2 separate regions of the Mus musculus genome follow, and region 2 is linked to region 1. The links are chromatin loops, found by intact Hi-C in ENCODE. Cell type or tissue: gastrocnemius. All regions are shown on one strand. Each heading gives the region's core, and the rest is flanking DNA. Links, peaks and the distances in the headings are about the cores only.

Evidence for each region. Hi-C counts contacts between places; a loop is a spot of excess contacts. Peaks named below come from ENCODE experiments on the same cell type or tissue, not always from the same donor. Only the 100,000 strongest peaks of a DNase experiment are listed, where the experiment ranks them.
Region 2: a loop joins it to region 1, with 2.0 times the contacts of the local background. A loop is called at or near these places in 4 of 42 quality-filtered maps.

The regions. Positions count from the first base shown.
Region 1 is chr9:95,980,816-95,990,132 of GRCm38, forward strand. Xrn1 (5'-3' exoribonuclease 1) reads left to right here. Exons shown (of 42, transcript NM_001311130.1): 14 at 960-1,116; 15 at 4,369-4,488; 16 at 8,022-8,191. Among named protein-coding and RNA genes, the nearest start is that of Gm16794, 22 kb to the left of the region's middle. In gastrocnemius, for the core only: no CTCF peak of the experiment used is centred there; no DNase peak of the experiment used is centred there.
Region 2 is chr9:95,881,010-95,890,326 of GRCm38, forward strand. It overlaps Atr (ataxia telangiectasia and Rad3 related), which reads left to right. Exons shown (of 47, transcript NM_019864.1): 16 at 217-402; 17 at 2,107-2,199; 18 at 4,333-4,463; 19 at 7,091-7,234. Among named protein-coding and RNA genes, the nearest start is that of 1700065D16Rik, 28 kb to the left of the region's middle. In gastrocnemius, for the core only: no CTCF peak of the experiment used is centred there; no DNase peak of the experiment used is centred there.

The DNA of each region.
Region 1 (9,317 bases), core at 359-8,358:
GTTGGCTAAGCAGGTGAAGGTTCTTACAGCCTGCGTCCAATCACTGGGACCCATGTAACAGAGAGAGCTGACGCCCACAAGTTGTCCTCTGGCCTCCACATGCACGCACATCCCCATATACAAAACTGATAAAATGTCATTGAAAATTGTTTTATTCTCTCCCTCTTTTCCTCTGTCTATATCCCAAGTCTCATCTCCTTGTGTCCAGTGATTCAAACACCTAAAGAATATAGAAGTGTTTTAAATATTATGTTCAAAGCCTTACTAAAGCATGTCTGTAGTTAAAGATGGGAAGATAATAATAAACTGTGTATGGATGACTGATTTCATGCTTATCAGAAATGCAGTGATGTGTATGCTGATTCAAAGGTAAACGCTCTTAGTCAGCTCATAATGGCCATATGAGCCCGGACCTACTGTTCTTCTGTTTTAGGGCCTGAGCAGGGCTCTGGTCTCAGTCCTCAAGTGGATACTGAGTACCAGCCCTTTGCTTAGAGGTCTCTGTTCAAGTGATTTGACTGAAACTTCCTAACTGCCCCATTACTGTCCAGCATTTTGATTGAAAGTTTCATGTTCCACATTTGGGAGTTAAAAAGGGACATTCCAGTGCACAGTCACACTGGGGAGACAGTTAATGAAGTTGTGATTTTGAGGCCAATCCTGGCTACATAGGTGAAACCCTGTATATAAGCCCCCTCCTCATATGTGTGTGTGTATAAATATATATATGAATATATCATGTACATACATATATACATATATATTTTTCATATATATAGTTCTTGCTATCAGGTCAGCTAAACTTTACAAAACTGCTAATTCCTTATTTTCAAGTGATAGAATTATGGATGATAATGTTTTTTAATTATTCCTATGTTTTATTAAATAAATGTAGGAAGATGTTTATTTCTGGCCTTTTTCTATAAAGTTTTCAGTTGAAAACTCATTGTTCCCCACAGGTACTATCCCTATCATTACGCACCCTTCCTATCTGATATCCGCAGTATCAGTACACTCAAAATCCATTTTGAACTCGGAAAACCCTTCAAGCCATTCGAGCAGCTGCTTGCTGTACTTCCATCGGCTAGTAAAAATTTGCTTCCTACATGCTACCAGGTAGGTTTTACAATTGAATGATTCTTCTTAATGTTCTTTTTAGAAAGGTTTGATTATTTTTATATTATGTGACGAGTGTTTTGCCACTGTGTATGTAAATACCTATGTACCATATGTTTCCCTGGTCCCACAGAAGCCAGATGAGAGCACCAGATTCCTTGGAACTGAAGTTTTTTATGGTTGGGAACTCCCATAGGTTCTGGGAAGACAGCTAGGGTTTCTAACCACTGAGCCACCTCTCCAACTCCTCATATACTTTTTTGTATTTAATTCTTCTATAAACATTGCTGGAAAATCCTGGAAACATTGCTACCCAAATTAATTTAATAAACAGATTTTTATTTATCTTAGACAATATTTATTTTCAGCTTTTTTGTTTGGTTTTGGGTTTTGGCTTATTTTTTAAAACGATTTATCTGTGTAGCCTGGCTGTCCTAGAATTTATTCTGTAGACCAAGTTGGCCCTGAATTCAGATATCCTTCTGCCAAGTGCTAGGATTAAAGACATGTACCACCATTTTTATTTTCAGTTAATGCACCATTTTAGCAAATCTTTGACAGCTAATTCATTCACTTTTGATTATAATTGTGTGCTTTTCCATCTGCACTCTAGTTCCTGAATCACAACTCAGAGGCTTCGTTTTAATAAATGCCTAGGCTGTAAGCTAGCTGGCTGCCCATTAACTCTCAGCTTAACATCCCATTTATTCTAACCTAAGCTCAGCTTCAGGGCTGGTTTCTTCTTCTCAGCTACTTTTGTCTGTCTCCTCCTCTTCCTGGTTGGGGCAGTAATGTCTCCTGACTCTTTCCCAACCAGAAGTCCCATCTTCTAATCCTGCCTGGGCTTATTGGCCATTAGCTTTTTACTGATGCTTCTACACAGAACACAGGAGATTGCCCCTACATTTTATTGATTTTTTTTTTGTTTTAATGCAAGCTCTATAGACTTTTTAGTACCTAGTTTATTCATTTTCAACACTTTAAGTACATCTTTATTTCTACATGAAGAAATTAACCTAAAACAGGTAAAAATGCCATCTCCTCATCTACATATTTAAAGATGAATTCCTGTTCTCTCTCTCCTTTTTTTCTTCTTTTTTTTTTCTTCCTGTTCTCTTGAATCATCTATTAGAGTGAGGACAATTCCAACGAATCATTATCACCAGTAGTTCCTCAGGATATAGATTTTTTTTTTAAGATTTATTTATTATTATACATAAGTACACTGTAGCTGACTTCAGACACACCAGAAGAGGGCATCAGATCTCATTATGGGTGGTTGTGAGCCATCATGTGGTTTCTGGGATTTGAACTCAGGACCTTTGGAAGAGCAGTCAGTGCCATCTCACCAGCCCCGATATAGGTACATTTTTAAGCATCATTTCATTTAACAAATTGAAGGACTTTCCTCTTATTCACATATTTCATATAACAAGAGCAAGACAGGGTCTCTGAAGTTACATGAAGCTTACTAATCAGATTGTAAAAGTAATTGTTATTCAGTTTTCTAGGATTGTGGTCTCACAACTTGGGGTAGGTGCAAACACGTACACTTATTGCTCCTTTAACATTGTCATATCCCTTCTTAAATAATCTTTGATGTCTTTTTTTTTTTCTTCAGCTACATTAAGCTTTGATAGTCTACCACTGTTAGGCAATAACTATGTAATAAGCACATTTGTTTAGTGTTCATGCAATAGCAATTAAAGTTTAGATTATCACCTTAGGAATATGCTACTTTATTTTTAATATTTTTAACTTTCCCTTTTCATTTTCTAATGCTTTTTTGCATAAGATACTGATATGGTTTCTTTGTCTACCTTTTTATAGAATATAATAAAAATCTATGTTATCAGACTTTTATTAATGGCATTGTGGGTCTTGGATTTGACTTTTTAAAAATTATTTTTTTAAAGATTTATTTATCTTATGTACATGAGTACACTGTAGCTATACAGATGATTGTGAGCCTTCATGTGGTTGTTGGAAATTGAATTTAGGACCTCTACTCGCTCTGGTCAACCCTACTCACTCCGGCCCAAAGATTTATTTATTATTATAAGTTCACTGTAGCTGTCTTCAGCTGCACCAGAAGAGGACGTCAGATCTCATTATGGGTGGTTGTGAACCACCATGTGGTTGCTGGGATTTGAACTCTGTACCTTTGGAAGAGCAGTCGGTGCTCTTACCCACTGAGCCATCTCACCAGCCCTTTAAAAATTATTTTGATGGTAGTAATCATATTACTAGAATCAATTGATTAAAGAATGGAAGTAAATTAGTTTGAGGTTGAGATGGAAAACTGTTGGAAGTGTGTGAAAGGAAATGAACTGAATTTACAAATGAGAAAACAGAAGTTAGGTGGTACATCTTATAAAATGAAAAAAACAGTAGAAAAGTAAAAGTGGGGCTGGCAAGAATCTCAGCAGGTAAAGATGCATGCTGCCACACTGGTGAACTGAGTCCCCAGTGTCCACACAGTCAAGGAGAGACCTGACTCCCACAAGTTTTCCTCTGACTTCCATAGCACACACCATGAAATGTGCACCATGACACATGGCGTATACATACAAATACATAATTGTAATAAAAGTTTCTAGGGGCTGGAGAGATGGCTCAGTGGGTAAGTGCACTGACTATTCTTCTAGAGATCCTGAGTTCAGTTCCCAGCAACCACATGGTGGCTCACAACCATCAGTAATGGGATCTGATGCCCTCTTCTGGTGTGTCTGAAGACAGCTACAGTGTACTCATGTACATTAAATAAATAAATCTTAAAAAAAATAGTTTCTAAATAAAAATGACAGAATTAAAGCTAATATTAGCAGGGGTGAGGGGTGTGCACCTATAATTCCAGCATTCCTTAGGCTGAGGAGGGAGCATCTTGAGCTCAAGGCTACCCTGGACTGCTTATATTATGTCTCAAGACAGAGATTGAGAAAGAGAGCGTGAGAAGTAACTCACAGTAAAGGTAGCTTTGCTCCATAACTAAATTAAAGGAGCAGGAGAAATGAGTCTGCTGAACAAGCTGTCACAGGCTTGTAATCCCAACAGTGGAGGCTAAGACCAAGTGGGTTTTAATTACAACATTAGTGACATGCTGTCTCAGAAAAAAGGAGAAAATTTTTATTGAAAATTATAATATACTAAATACATTGTTACAACCTAGTAAAGTAAGGAAATGTTGTAACTACGTTAATGAAAAGTTATATTGTCTCTCATATCTCAGCTTTCCTGTTTATATTTTCACAGCATTTGATGACCAGTGAAGACTCGCCAATTATAGAATATTATCCACCTGATTTCAAAACTGATCTAAATGGGAAACAACAGGAATGGGAAGCTGTGGTATTAATACCGTTTATTGATGAGGTCAGTATATGAAATAATTACATATAAACACATAGGCTTTTTATTTGAGGCAGGCAAAGAACATCTTAGGTGTAATTCCTCAGATACCATCAGACACCTTGTTTTTGGGGCTCGCCTCCTAGGGACCTTCCTGTCTCTTTCTACCCAGCACTTAGAGTGCAAGTGTGTGCCACCATGCCCAGCCTTTTACATGGGCAGGTTAGGAATCAAACTCAGATTTTGATGGTGTTTATATCTATTACCAACTAAGCTGTCTCCCCAGCCCCCATCATTTGTTGTTTTGATGATGGTCGTTCTACATGGAGTGAGATAGACTCTGAGTTCTTTTCATTTCTCTTTCCCTGATGGCTGAGACTGTTGAACGTGTTTTCATATATTCGCTATTTGGAATGATTCTTTAGAGAACTGTCTGTCCAGTTCATTTCCCTAGTTATTAAATGATTTTTTCTATGTAATTTTTGAGAGTCACTATAGATATAGTCATTCTGTATACTAATCCCCTATCAGATGTATAGTTAGCAAAGATTTTCTTCCATTTTATAGTCTGTCTCTTAACTTTGCAAATTGTTTTCTTTACTATTAAAAAATACCTTAATTTTGTTCAATCTTGGTTTTGAATTCTTTGGATCGTATCCTATGTTCATGGGTTCCTTTCAGAAAGTCTTTTCCCACCTACGATTTGGGGATATATCTTATTCTTTCATTTCTAAAGCCTTGAGGTATTATTTATTTGAGATAACTGATGTTTTCTTTAATGTAAGCACTTAATAGTCATCAATTTTCAGTCACCAGCTCCCTTAGCTGTACACCAGCACGTGTGCTATGTTGGACTTAGCTGTAAACCAGCATGTGTGCTATGTTGGACCTCTATTTTAAGTTGATTGTAGAAACTCCTCCATGATTTCTTCAATTGCCCACCTCAGGCAAGTGTGCATTATTCAGTTTCCATGTATTTGTGTGGTTTACATAGTTTCTCTTTGCTATTGAGATCTAGTGTCATTCCACTATGATCTGATAAGATACAAGGAATTATTTTGATTCACTCTTTTTTTTGACTTTTTGAGATCGTCTCATAGTCCAGACTTGATTTGTTGTGTAGCTGAGAATAACCTTAAACTGTCCCTCTAGCCTCTGCCTCCCAAATGCTGGTCTGCTGGGGCATACCTTCATGCTTTTATATTTACGAAGACTTGATTTGTGGCCTTGAATGTGGTCTTAGAGATGGTTCCATGGGCTGCGAAGAATATATATTTGATGTCTCTTGTAGGTAGATACCTCACACGTTCATTTGGTCTTGGTGTGGTTTAACTCTGGAGTTTCTCTGTTAATTTTTGCATAGGTAAGAATATAATACTAAAGTCATCTGTACTAGTCAGGGTTCTTAGAAGTAGAACTTATAGAATGAGTATAGATGTGAGACTTATCGGAATGATACAGTCCAGCTAATCCAACAATGGCTGGCTGTAGTTTCTCAGTCTGCATGATGGATGTCTGACTGGTCTTCAGTTTATGTTAAAATTCCAAAGAACTAGGCTCCAATGCCAGTGAAGGAATAGACAATGCTAGCCAGGTGAGGGCAAGCTTCCTTCTTCCATGTCCAGCAGAAGATGTGGCCCAGATTAAAGTGTGTCTTCCCTCCTCTAGATCCAGACCAAACGTGTGTGTCTTCTGATCTCAAAGGACAGGTCTAGAAGGGATTCACCTAAGCAAAAATAATCTCTCACAGGTGTGTCCTACATGTCTAGACTGTAGTTCAATCTAGATTATAGTTCATTCCAGATGCAGTCTAGTTGACAACCAAAAATAGCCGTCACAGTCATCACTATTACTCTATCAAGACCCATGAGACTTTTTATGCCTATTGGTGTTTATTTTGTGAAATTGAGAGCTGAAACATTTAGAGAATGTATTTCAATCATTATATCATCTTGATTAATAGAATTATATCATCTTTATATAGAATGGTCTTATCTTTTCTGACTAGTTTTTGGTGTGCAATCTACACTTTCAAATATGAAATTATGTACATTAGGTTTTTTTCTTCTCTTCACTTGACAGGCCGACTTAGGGTCTTTCCGATCACAATTTGTGGGTGCCTTTGCTAGTGAAGAGTTTCTTGGAGAAAACAAACAGTTGGGTCCTGTTTTTCAGTCCACTCAGCTATAGTCTGCATCTCTTGTTGTTGTTGTTCCCTTCTCCTCCTCCTCTTCCTCCTCTTCTTCTTCCTTCTCCTCTTCTTCTTCCTCCTCCTCCTTCTCCTTCTCTCTCTTCTTCATTTACATTTAAGGTTATTACTGAAAAAAGGTTTGTTAATTTCTATAGTTTTCTTAGTATTTTTGGTGGTAGTCATGGTGGTTTGTTTGTTTAATATAATCCATGTCAGTTGGATCAGGTTTGGTTCTCTTTTTTTCTCTATTAGTGTTAAAGGTTTGCTGGTTTTCTATGTTGAATCCTGCATTCTTTCTTACTTTTCTTTCATCTGACTCCCCACACATGTGCCATGGCATGTATGCATCTATGTACATGTGTACATACACACATAATAGTTTAATTTTAAAAAATAGAAATGGAACTGGAGAGATGGCTTAGCAATTAAGGCTTGCTTTTCCATGAGGCCTGGGTTCAATTCCAGCACCCACATGGCCACTCACAGCCATATGTAACTCCAGTTTCAGGGGATCCAATGCCCTCCTGGCCTTCAAAGGCAACGGGAACATACATAGCACATGAACTTTTATGCAAGCAGAACACCTTTACACATAAGTAAACCAAAAATGAAACCAATCATCAAGTGGAAAGTGCTAGAGGAAGACACATTGGTGTTAACCTCGCACACAGGCAAGCATGCCTGTGTATGTGCACAAGTCAGTAAATCATTAAACAAATAAAGCTTAAATATTTATAAGCGGGCCTATGCTTTTAGTTTTTATATCAGTTCCTTTTATTTTATGAATTCTTAGTTTTGGTAGCTTTTATCTCTAGATAGCACCACATGCCTAGCAAGGCATAGTAATTCATAACCTGTCTTTTAAGATCTCTCTTACTGTCTTTGAATATGAGTCTACTTTTTCTTATCCTAAGTTTTCTTTATACTCTGGTAGCTTCTGATTTGCCTTCTTACTTGGCAGTTTCTTCCCTCTGGACCTTTTGTTGTTTATGTTTGTCTCTGGTGTTTTAAGACAGGCTGGTGTATAACTTGGTATGTACCTGCACTCTTGTTTCGCTATTATTTGCTGTGTATGTATACATGTGTGTGCACACACATGTGTATGCATGTACTCAGTCATGACATGATGCACAGGTAGAGGTCAGAACAACCTGTGAGAGTTGATATCTCCCTCCATCATATGTGTCCCAGAGATTCAACTCAGGTCATCAGACTGGCAGCAAGTGCCCTTACCTGCTGAACCACCCAATCAGCCCAAGATGTTATTTTTTTCAGAGCAAGATAGTATGTATACAAAGGAGAAAATACTTTTCTGTATGTTGAGATTATGGGATTAAAAAATTTTTTTTACTGTTATTTATATCAGACGCGATTATTGGAAGCCATGGAGACATGTAACCACTCCCTCAAAAAAGAAGAGAGGAAAAGAAACCAGCACAGTGAGTGCCTGATGTGCTGGTATGACAGAGACACAGAGTTCACCTACTCCTCTCCATGGCCAGAAAAGTTCCCTGCCATAGAACGATGTTGTACAAGGTAATGGTATTTGGTCACTTTACCAACAATAAAAGAACTCACACACAAACACAGGCTTGCATATCTATGGGAAGAATTAATATTTTGTGACAGTTAGTTGATATACAATAACGTAGGTATAATAGTTCAAGCTTATAGTCCCAGCTACTTAGGAGTCTGAGGTAGAAGGCTCTTGTTTGAGCCCAGGAGTTCAAAACCAGCAACATAACATGTCTCAGTCCCAGAATGAAAGTAACAGTTTGTGAGCAGCGCCTGCTCGCCAAGCACCTCTCTCCATCGCTTACGTCATTTTCTACCTTAAGCAGGTGTTTGCTCTCTTTCCTACTACAGTCATATACACTTTCTTCCTAGTGTAGCGCTGTAGTTTATAGACAGTTTCTGTTTTAAGTGTGTGTAGTTTTGTTTTCATTGTCATGTCTCTGTCCCTGGCATCACACCCTAACTCAGCTCTGTCCCCAGCATCACACCGTAACTCAGCTCTGTCCCCAGCATCACACCGTAACTCAGCTCTGTCCCTAGCATTACACCGTAACTCAGCTCTGTCCCTAGCATTACACCCTAACTCGCCCTCTTACTACCATCCACTACTCAAGCCACATACAAGAAAAAAATCAAGAACCTCTATTTTGCTCCTTCAATCTGTTTTTCATTCTCTCCCCATTAAAATTCCACTCCCATTTTTCCTCTTTTCTTACCTTCCCTGAAAATGTTTGTATGTAACAGCTAAGTGAACATTTTCGGTTGTAATATTTATTTTTTGTAAAAGAAACATAGATTATTGAAATGTTAATCTTTTAGAACATGAAAGAGATTTATATTATGCTTTCTGTTTCCCTTTGTGTGTGACTATGAGCATAGACTGATCTCTCTCAGTCATTCTGCACTTGTACTTAATCATTTATTCGTTTATTTTTAGATAGATTGTCTCACTGAACCTGGAAGTCATCAATTTTGTTAGTCTGGCTAGCCAGCATGCACAGGGATCCTCCTGTCCCCAGCTCCCAGCGCTGGCCTTGCAGAGACATGCTGCTGCACCTGCCTGTTAGGTGCATGCTGGGCACTGAACTTAGGTCCTCAAGTGTGGGAGGCAAGCATTAGACTGCCTGAGCCATCTCCTTGCCCCTCG
Region 2 (9,317 bases), core at 787-8,786, 99 kb before region 1:
GATCACTCTTCTTCATTGCATACAGCTCATGGGAGACCTATCAGGAGAGAACAGGATTAGAATCCTTTGCCAGTGTCCTTTCTTAGTACTATTAGTGAACTGTGTCACTTGACCTACTAACTGTGTCACTTGACCTCTTGATTTACTAAAAACACATAATAACCAATCTACTTAAATCTGGATGCTAATATGAGGAAATGTTTTTAATATCTTTAGAATGAAACAGAAATTGAGTTGGGGAGCCTGTTAAGACAGGATTTTCAAGGATTGCATAACGAATTATTGCTGCGTATTGGAGAACATTATCAACAAGTTTTCAATGGTTTGTCAATACTTGCCTCATTTGCATCTAGTGATGATCCATATCAGGGACCACGAGATATTACATCACCTGAACTGATGGTAAGGGATATAGTACATGGTATAAGTTTGTTTGGTTTTCTCCTTTTCTGTACCTTACTTATAAAGCTGAGGAAACTCCTCTATTTTCCAAACATAGGTATTTCTTTAGGTTTTAATTGATGTGTTTTTTTTTTAAAGATTTATTTATTTATTAAATGTAAGTACACTGTAGCTGTCTTCAGACACTCCAGAAGAGGGCATCAGATCTTGTTACAGATGGTTGTGAGCCACCATGTGGTTGCTGGGATTTGAACTCCGGACCTTCGGAAGAGCAGTCGGGTGCTCTTACCCACTGAGCCATCTCACCAGCCCAATTGATGTGTTTCTTTTAGAAAAGGTTAATGTTGTATGGTGGGACCTCCCTCACTAATTACTAATTAGGAAAATGCCCTGCATACTTGCTTATAGTCCCATCTTATGAAAGCATTTTCTTAACTAAGATTTCCTTCTCTCAGATAACCTTGGCCTGTGTCTAGCAAGCAAGTGCCTCACTATTGAGCTACCCATGTGTAATCTCAGCCCCCAAAGAAATCTTATTATTCTTTCCTCACTTGATTCTCCTAATCTTCCCTACTTTGGGCAATGGTGCTTTGTACCATCACCTACTCATTTGCTTCAACCAAAACCTGAGAACAGATATGAGCTCTTCAAATAAAATCTATAAGACCATATGTGACATAGTGACATAGTGACCATATGTGACATAGTGTGCCTTTCTGCCCTTTGGTTCAGTTCTTCTCACTGCTTTAGCTCTATCTCTGTTTCTTAAAAATGGCAAACTTTCAGACTTGTAGTTGTTGGCGTTAGATGGTCTTCATACTTACACTAATAATTCCCTGGATGCTTTTTACTGTTCACAGTTTCCTTGTCACCCCTACCTAAATTCATTTATCCAGTTTCTATCACATGCTCATGTTTATTTTCTTATTGCCCTTATCACATACATATTTTATGTGTAAATTTATTTAGTGACTCCTACTGATTTGCCATATATATTAGTGTTTATTTTTTAAACACATGTACCTAGCATGACAGTATAGAAACACATATATTTGGTGAATGGCAGCTATACATATTCAAAGTACTGTTTGACTCAAGCCAAGAACTTTGAAATTAGAATATTTATGTAGATTTGAATGCCACCTCTATACCTATCTTTTATTTAAGAACATAGATTAGAACCATATAATTAGTGAATTGTGGTTTCTCATGCCAAAGTTTAATTTCAATCTAAATTAAAAGTTTACAAAACATATTGTTGGAGATGCTGTGATGAAACCCAATATTTTGCTAATCTCAAAAAGACTAGTGATGATTTTTTTAAAAAAAATTCACAAACCAAAAGGTAAATTTAGGCTTGAAAAACAAATGATTTCTTTGCTTGACAAAATTTCTGTATGCTAGATAGATACCTAGTTCCTCTTCACTGTGTACTAGTAAGGCTCTTCCTCATCTGTCCTCAGCCATGTTGTAACCCTAAGGTAACCTAAACCAGGTGCCTCAGCGTCAAGCCGTGCTATCTTGAGACATATTCCAGTTATTACTCATCACTAGCTCTTTTTCTTGCAATTTTTTCTGCCTGGTATAGTTCAGTGGTAGAAAGCTACCCACTAGGAGTTTTGTAGTAAATCTCTAATTCAGAGAAAAAGAAGAGAGACACTTAATATATGTAAAACATTTAACATCTTTTCTTTAAATCCATAGGCTGATTATTTGCAACCAAAATTGTTGGGCATTCTGGCCTTTTTTAATATGCAGTTGCTGAGCTCCAGTGTTGGCATTGAAGATAAGAAAATGGTAAGTAGTGGTATTTGAATTCCAAGAGACTAGAATAAAATTCATATTGAATATTCAGGGAATATGGAATCTGCTTCTAGTTGTAAACATTCAAGTATAAAAAGTCATGGAACTAGCTGGGTGTAGTAGCTCACACCTGTAATTCCAGCATGTGGAAAGACTGAGGCTGAAGGATAGCCCAGAGCTTAATGTCAGTCTGGGCTACCTCATGAGTTCCAAGCAAGCCTTAACTAAATATGAAACTGTCAAAAAGGAAAAGCAAGCAAACATTTGATATTTATTACTGGATATCATATATTTGTTCTTTAGATATTGTAAAAATAGAAATTGTACCATTGGCTGCTCTTTCACTGATGATGTGAGTTAGGAAACCCAACTCAAGCTGTCTAAAAGGATTTGTTGGCTCTGTTACTAAATAGACAAAGATAATATAACTTCAGCCACAACTTAATTCTAGATTCAAAGAACATTTCAAAATCAGTATCTTTGTTCAGAGTCACCTTGGTTAACTCTCTACTTTTGTTATTATAGCTCAGGGTGCCTTTGAATTTCTGGTAGTCCTCTTAACTCAGCCTCCTGTATGCTGGGATTATGACAGACACCTTGCTCAGCTAGCTTTCTACTTCTCAGGTGATAAATACTAATGTCTGCAGGCCCATGCTGTCATGACATCTAGCACAGTTGAAGACATAAGCCAGCAGCAACTGAGAGCTTGAATATTGGTTGTATAATTGAATTTTATTGGTTCACCTGGGTCTAGTGTTGGTATTTCTGTTCTTAGTGTATATGTGTGTTAGCATGAGTGTGCAACAGTGCTCACATAGAGGTCAGAGGACAACATGCATGAGTCAGTATACTCCTACTATATGGCTTTTAGGGCTAGAACTAGGTTGTTAGGCTTGGCAGCAAGCCTTTACTTTAGGAGCCACCTTGCTGGTCCAGTAGCAGCTTTTATTTCAGAATGCATTCCCCTTCTGATAACTTTAAGTATCCAAGTAAGACATAGAGCAAAATTTAGCTACAAATTGTAATAGTCAATGCCTGTAATTTCAGTTTTAACTAGTAAATTTTCAGTAACTTCTATTCTGTCTATCTATATGGCTTCCCAAACACTTATGCTAAATGAAAGAATGGATGGCTGTAAGTCTAAGGAAAATGGAATTTATATTATAAAGCCATAAAGAGCCTCCATGTTCTGGTACATGTGCTGGCTAGTTTTATGTCATCTTGACACAAGGTATAAATCATTTGTGAGGAGGGAGCCTCAGTTTAGAAAATAGCTCCATAAGATCAGGCTGTAGCCAAGCCTGTAGGGCATTTTCTTAATTGATGATCCTTGAGGGAGGGTCCTATAAGAAAGCAAGCTGAGCAAACCCTGAGGAGCAAGTCAGTACGTATCACTCCTCTGTGGCCTCTGTATCAGCTCCTGTCTCCGGGTTCCTGCCCCATTTGAGCTCCTGTCCTGACTTCTTTCAATGATGAACAGTGAAATGGAAACATAAGCCAAATAAACCCTTTCCTACCCAAATTGCTTTTGGCCATGTTGTTTAAACACAGGAATAGTAACCCCTATCTAAGACAGTATTGCAAAGGATTAACCAGAGACTTTCTATATCCATTCATTAGAACCTAGAACTATTGATGCAGTTCTCATTCTGTTTCTATTGTAAAACTATCTGGCAGTTGTTCAGTGTATTAAATTCAGAACATCTTGAATTTAGTATCATTAAGACCATTATTGACCATTATGAAACACTCTGGTTAAATTATAAATAACTTCAAATTAATCTATATCTGTATTTACACTAGTGATATGAAACATATTTGAAAAAAATTAAGATGTATCATATATATCCTTTGTAAATTTCAAGATTTATTAGACCATAGTAGTAGCACAACTTCAAGGGAAACAAAAATAAAAATGCAATTTGTGTTTTTCAGATTCTTGGTTCTCATGTAAGTTAACCAAAAAAAAAAAAAAATTGGCCAGCATTTATTAGACCTTTTGTGTCATGTACATTGATACCTTGACATTTAGGTAGGAAGCAATTGTTTCTATTACTTGTCTGGCATCTTGTTTATAAGTTTTGGATTTTTTTTTTTTTTTTTTAACAAACACTACTTTCTTTGTAGGCCTTGACTAGTTTGATGTCTTTGATGAAGTTGATGGGACCTAAACATGTCAGTTCTGTGAGAGTAAAAATGATGACCACACTGAGAACTGGTCTTAGATTCAAGGATGATTTTCCTGAGTTATGCTGCAGGTAAATAATCATCATATTTAGAATGTTTTCTTGTATTTCTAGATAATTCTAACTTGAGTTCTTATCACAGGCTGATATGATGGGAACATTTTTTTCACTTGAGGTGTTCTTTTCCTAAATGACTCTAGTTTGTGTCAAGTTGGCATTAAACTAGCCAGCACAATTGACCCCTTGTCACCTTGATGCAAAAACACATCACTTATTAAGTCATAACCTTTTTTTCTTAATCATCCACTAGGTGGTATGATAAACGTCACATATAAAACATTCTAACTTTTAAAAGTCCCCGTCTTTAAAATTCCAAACACTTTAAAAGTTAATTTCTTTAAAACATTTAAGTCTCTAAAATTTCAAGTCCCTTAACTGTGGGCTTCTATAAAGTCAAAAATAAGTTACATACTTTCTTACTCTAAGAGCACAGTCACATTAACAAATCAAAGCCAAACTCCCAACAGTGTAAATCACTAACTCAGTGTCCAAATGTCTGTGAGCAGTGTCCACGCTCTTCTAGGCTCCAAAGGGCTTAGACAGTTATACTCCTCTGACTCTGCCATTCACAGCACATGCAGTTTGTCATCCAGGCTCAGGCTGGCACCACTTCCCAGCTGCTGCTGTCCTCATAATTGTCCCATGATACAGATATCTCTAAAACAGTCTTCACCTTTGCCTGTCGACTCTCCTAGGCTCTCTTCAGGGAACCTAACTCTGCCACACGGTGCCAAGCCTCAGCTGCTCTCCCACCATCACTGCATTCCTTTAACACCTGTGGCTCACGTGTGACTCGTTCACTACCAAGTTCAGCTGCCAGCATGAACAGTTTGGCACAGTTTCTGTGTGCTAACCATGAGGAAATATTCTCAGATTAATGGTCTTCAAAGATGCTGATTTTTTTTTAAATCAGTACTAATTTTTCAGATCCAACTAACCAGAGTCAGTTGACCTTGTTAAGCAAAGGTTTTACTTCAGTGGTATTGGTCTCAGCCCTAGCTGACCAAACTGCAGATTCTTACTTCAAAGTATAAATGGTTTCAATAGAGTCTTTGATTTTATCTAAAGCCATATAAGTCAGGCCGCCTTCATCTGCACTGCTCTCAGCACATTTACCTTCTCACTGAACAGCCCGCCACTCTGAGCACTCAACAGCGTTTCCAGCCCAAAGTTTGAATGCAACTAAAATCTTCCCGAAAGCTCAGTGGCCAGATCTGTCACAGCAGTGATTCACAGCATGATTCTGGTACCATTTTTTGTCCCATTAAGATTTCTATTGCTGTAATAGCTTTTAACTCTCAAGTTACAGTTCATCACTGTGTGAAGTCAGGGCAGGAACCTAAGCAAGGCAAGAACCTGGAGGTGGGAACTGAAACAAGTCATCAAGGAGTGCTGCTTATTAGATTTCTTCTCACAGCTTCCTCAGTCTGCTTTCTAATACCATCCTGAGCTACTCACCCAGGGATGCCACCACCCCATTTAGTATGACCCGCCCACATCAATCATCAGTCATAAAACGTACTATAATCTTGTCCACAGGCTGATCTCTTGGGAGCATTTTCTCAGTTGTGATTACCTCTTCCTAAATGACTCTAGCTTATATCAAGTTGACATAAAACTAGCAAGCACACCTATTTGATCTTCCATAGTTCCTAGGCTATCCTGGAACTTTCTTTGTGGACAGAGCTGGGATCATAAGTGTATGCCACCACATCTGTCTTTGGGGGTTTTGTTTGTATGTTTGTTTGATTTTGTTGTTTGGGTTTTTTGGTTTGGTTTGGTTTGGTTTGGTTTTGTCTTTGTATATGTATTTGGCCATACTGCTTCTTCAGGCTCCAGATTTCTGGAATTATAGACCTATACCAATATACATTTTTAATGTACCTAACCTACCATACTTAACCTACCATACCATAACTTAACGTAACCTGGCTTAAATGAGCTTAGAACACTCACAGTAGCTTCCAGTTGACCAAAATCATAAAGTGTTGAGTATCTCATTTAGTCTACTGAACACAGTAGATGCTGTTAAGTACAGTATTCATTGTTCACTCCATGGTTCCACTAGAAACTGTGGCTTGCTCTCACTGTCCAGCATCACAAGGAAAAAAATGTGTTTTATTCCTAATTCATGGAAAGATGAAAATTGAGTTTTGTTTTTAATTTTTTTTAAGGTTTTTACATAGCCCAGGCTTCCCTTGAACTCAGTTGTGAATCACCACATCCAACTGCCAAATACAATTTCTTCTAAATGTACATTTGCATCATTCTAAAGTTAAAAAATCTTAAGTTATACTGTTCTTTTTTTTAAGTTGTACTATTCTTACAGATTATTTATATAAGCAAATGCATAAATATATAACATTCGATTTTTCTTTTGTATTGATCATACCATGAAAAACTGATTTCACATTGGTGCTTGTTTTGAGTATTTGATTGATTGGTTGGTTGGTATTTTTAAGTTTTGTTTTACCTAATATAACTTAGAGATCACTGTCTGTGTGTTTGTATGATCATTGATCTTTATATCAAAAGCTACTTTAATCTCTAATATGTATATATCATTATTCAGCTAACAACTAATGGATGGTACTTTACAAACATAAAAATACTTGAATTAATTTTTGTTTTTCACTTAGAGCATGGGACTGCTTTGTTCGCTGTCTGGATCACGCTTACCTGGGACCCCTGCTCAGTCATGTCATAGTGGCTTTGTTACCTCTCATACACATGCAGCCTAAAGAAACTGCTGCTATCTTTCACTACCTCATCATTGAAAACAGGTATTGGAACTAAAATTAATCAGAAAAATAGTAGAATAGTAGTGTGTGTATTTACGCGCGTGCGTGCATGTGTGTGTGTAAACCAAAAGTTGACATTGGATGTCTTCCTCAATCCACTTTATTTTGAGGGGTTTGTTTGTTTGTTTGTTTGTTTGTTTGTTTGTTTGTTTGAAGTAGGGTCTCACTATGTAGCTCTGACTATCCCAGAACTCACTATTTAGACAAGTCTGGCCTCAAACTCACAGAAATCTGCCTGTTTCTGGCTCCCGAATACTAGGATTAAGTATTAATCCTATTAATACTAGGATTAAGTATTAATACCACCTTAATTTTTGAGACAAAGTCATTCAAAAACTGACTGATTGCTTTAGTCTAGCTAGCCAGCATAGCCCCAAGAATCCGCTTGTCTTTGCTTCTTTGGCACCGGGATTACAGGCACATACTTTCTGGTGGTTACTTGGGGATCCAACTTAATCCTCAATCTTACACAGCAAATGCTTTACCACATGAGAAATCTATCCAGCCCTAAAACATTTAAAAATGTATTTTTATGTCCCAAAGTATTAGTATTACTTTGATAATATAAATTACTATTTTAATAGAGTCGAGTCCTTGGAGGAAAATATTGGTATATAACTACTTATTAAATAGTTGAATTTTCAATGCGTCTTGTTTCTATTTTAAATATATTTGAAACTCATTAATAGATCAACAATTAAAATTTTTTCACTGACTTTCAGTTAGTAAAGGTAATTTTACCTTTCTTAAGTAAATCAGGTGCCCTAAGGAAGGCTAGCAGGGATAGTTACCACTTTCCTTAGTTACTTAGAATTCCTATTTTATCCCATTACCTTTGAACCAGCTTTCCTTATTTTAGACGTTTATGGAATTTTTGTTTCTTTAAAAAACATTTCAGCATAAAGAGATGTCCTCTGGGTCTCTGTTTTCTAAATATTGAATTGGCTGGCTTGACCTTTAAAGCTGGACACTTGACATTTTTTTCTACTGATTTTTCCAGTCCCACTGATGGCTGTAGCAGGAAGCTGTAGGGAACATGAACTAGTGACAGAGAAACCACTCTTTACCTACACTTAAATTTTCACTCACACTGCTTCTTACTCTAAAATATCGTCCATTGTGTTTCAAGCCTTTTCTGTTACATAACTAACTGCTGTGTATCATAATTCATTTCTTCTGAAAAGTTAGGATGTGAACACTACACACCTGCCCACCCATATGCTGTTGCCATTCCTTTAAACTATTCCAGTAACCATTCTGGCAGGAAAACACAGAAGTAACAGTATCTTTTTATTCATTGAAAATACTTTTAGGGTTTTTTGTTTGTTTGTTTGTTTTATTTTGTTAGTCTCCTACATGCTAGAACAATAAAATCACCAACATTGCTTTTCAATTTCTTTTCAGTTCCAAATATACATATGCTCATTGTCTCTTATGGATGGTAGAATAACTTTTCATGTCATAAGAAAGATTTTCTTTCACTTGGTGCTAGGTAGACCCTTCACTTCTCTGAGTGAATGAATTGCTCTGGATTTGTTTATGATTTCATTCCAAGTCTAGCACAGAACTTGGAGTCTAATAGGCCACATGATAGCTATTTCTGGCTTTTTGTTAATAAAGACTAGAATTAAAAATATATTTAAACCCAGAAAGATTATTTATTATAATTTAAGTGAAACTTGTAGTATCAATAAGTATTATTTTCATATTTTTCTCTAAAGCTTCTATATAAAAATTTATATTTGGGGATTGATTTTCACTACTTCCTGCTTTTACAAATTACTGCAAATATGGTACCTTAGGAATAGTGAATATCTTTATTTGCTCATAAATTTGTAGTGTAGGCTGAGTTCAGCTTGTTATTTCTTCTGGGTATGGCCACATTTGAAGATAGACTGAAGTGGACTCTTCTCTGTCCATGTAATATCAGAGCCCTTCTTTCTGAGTGTCTTGTCCATGTTGATAGCCAGATTTCTTCCATGGTGACTCAATTTTTTCCTGAGCTCAAAAATGGAAACTGCCAGGCCTAAGCCCTTTTCTATCTACAGCATCTCTTCTGCTACAT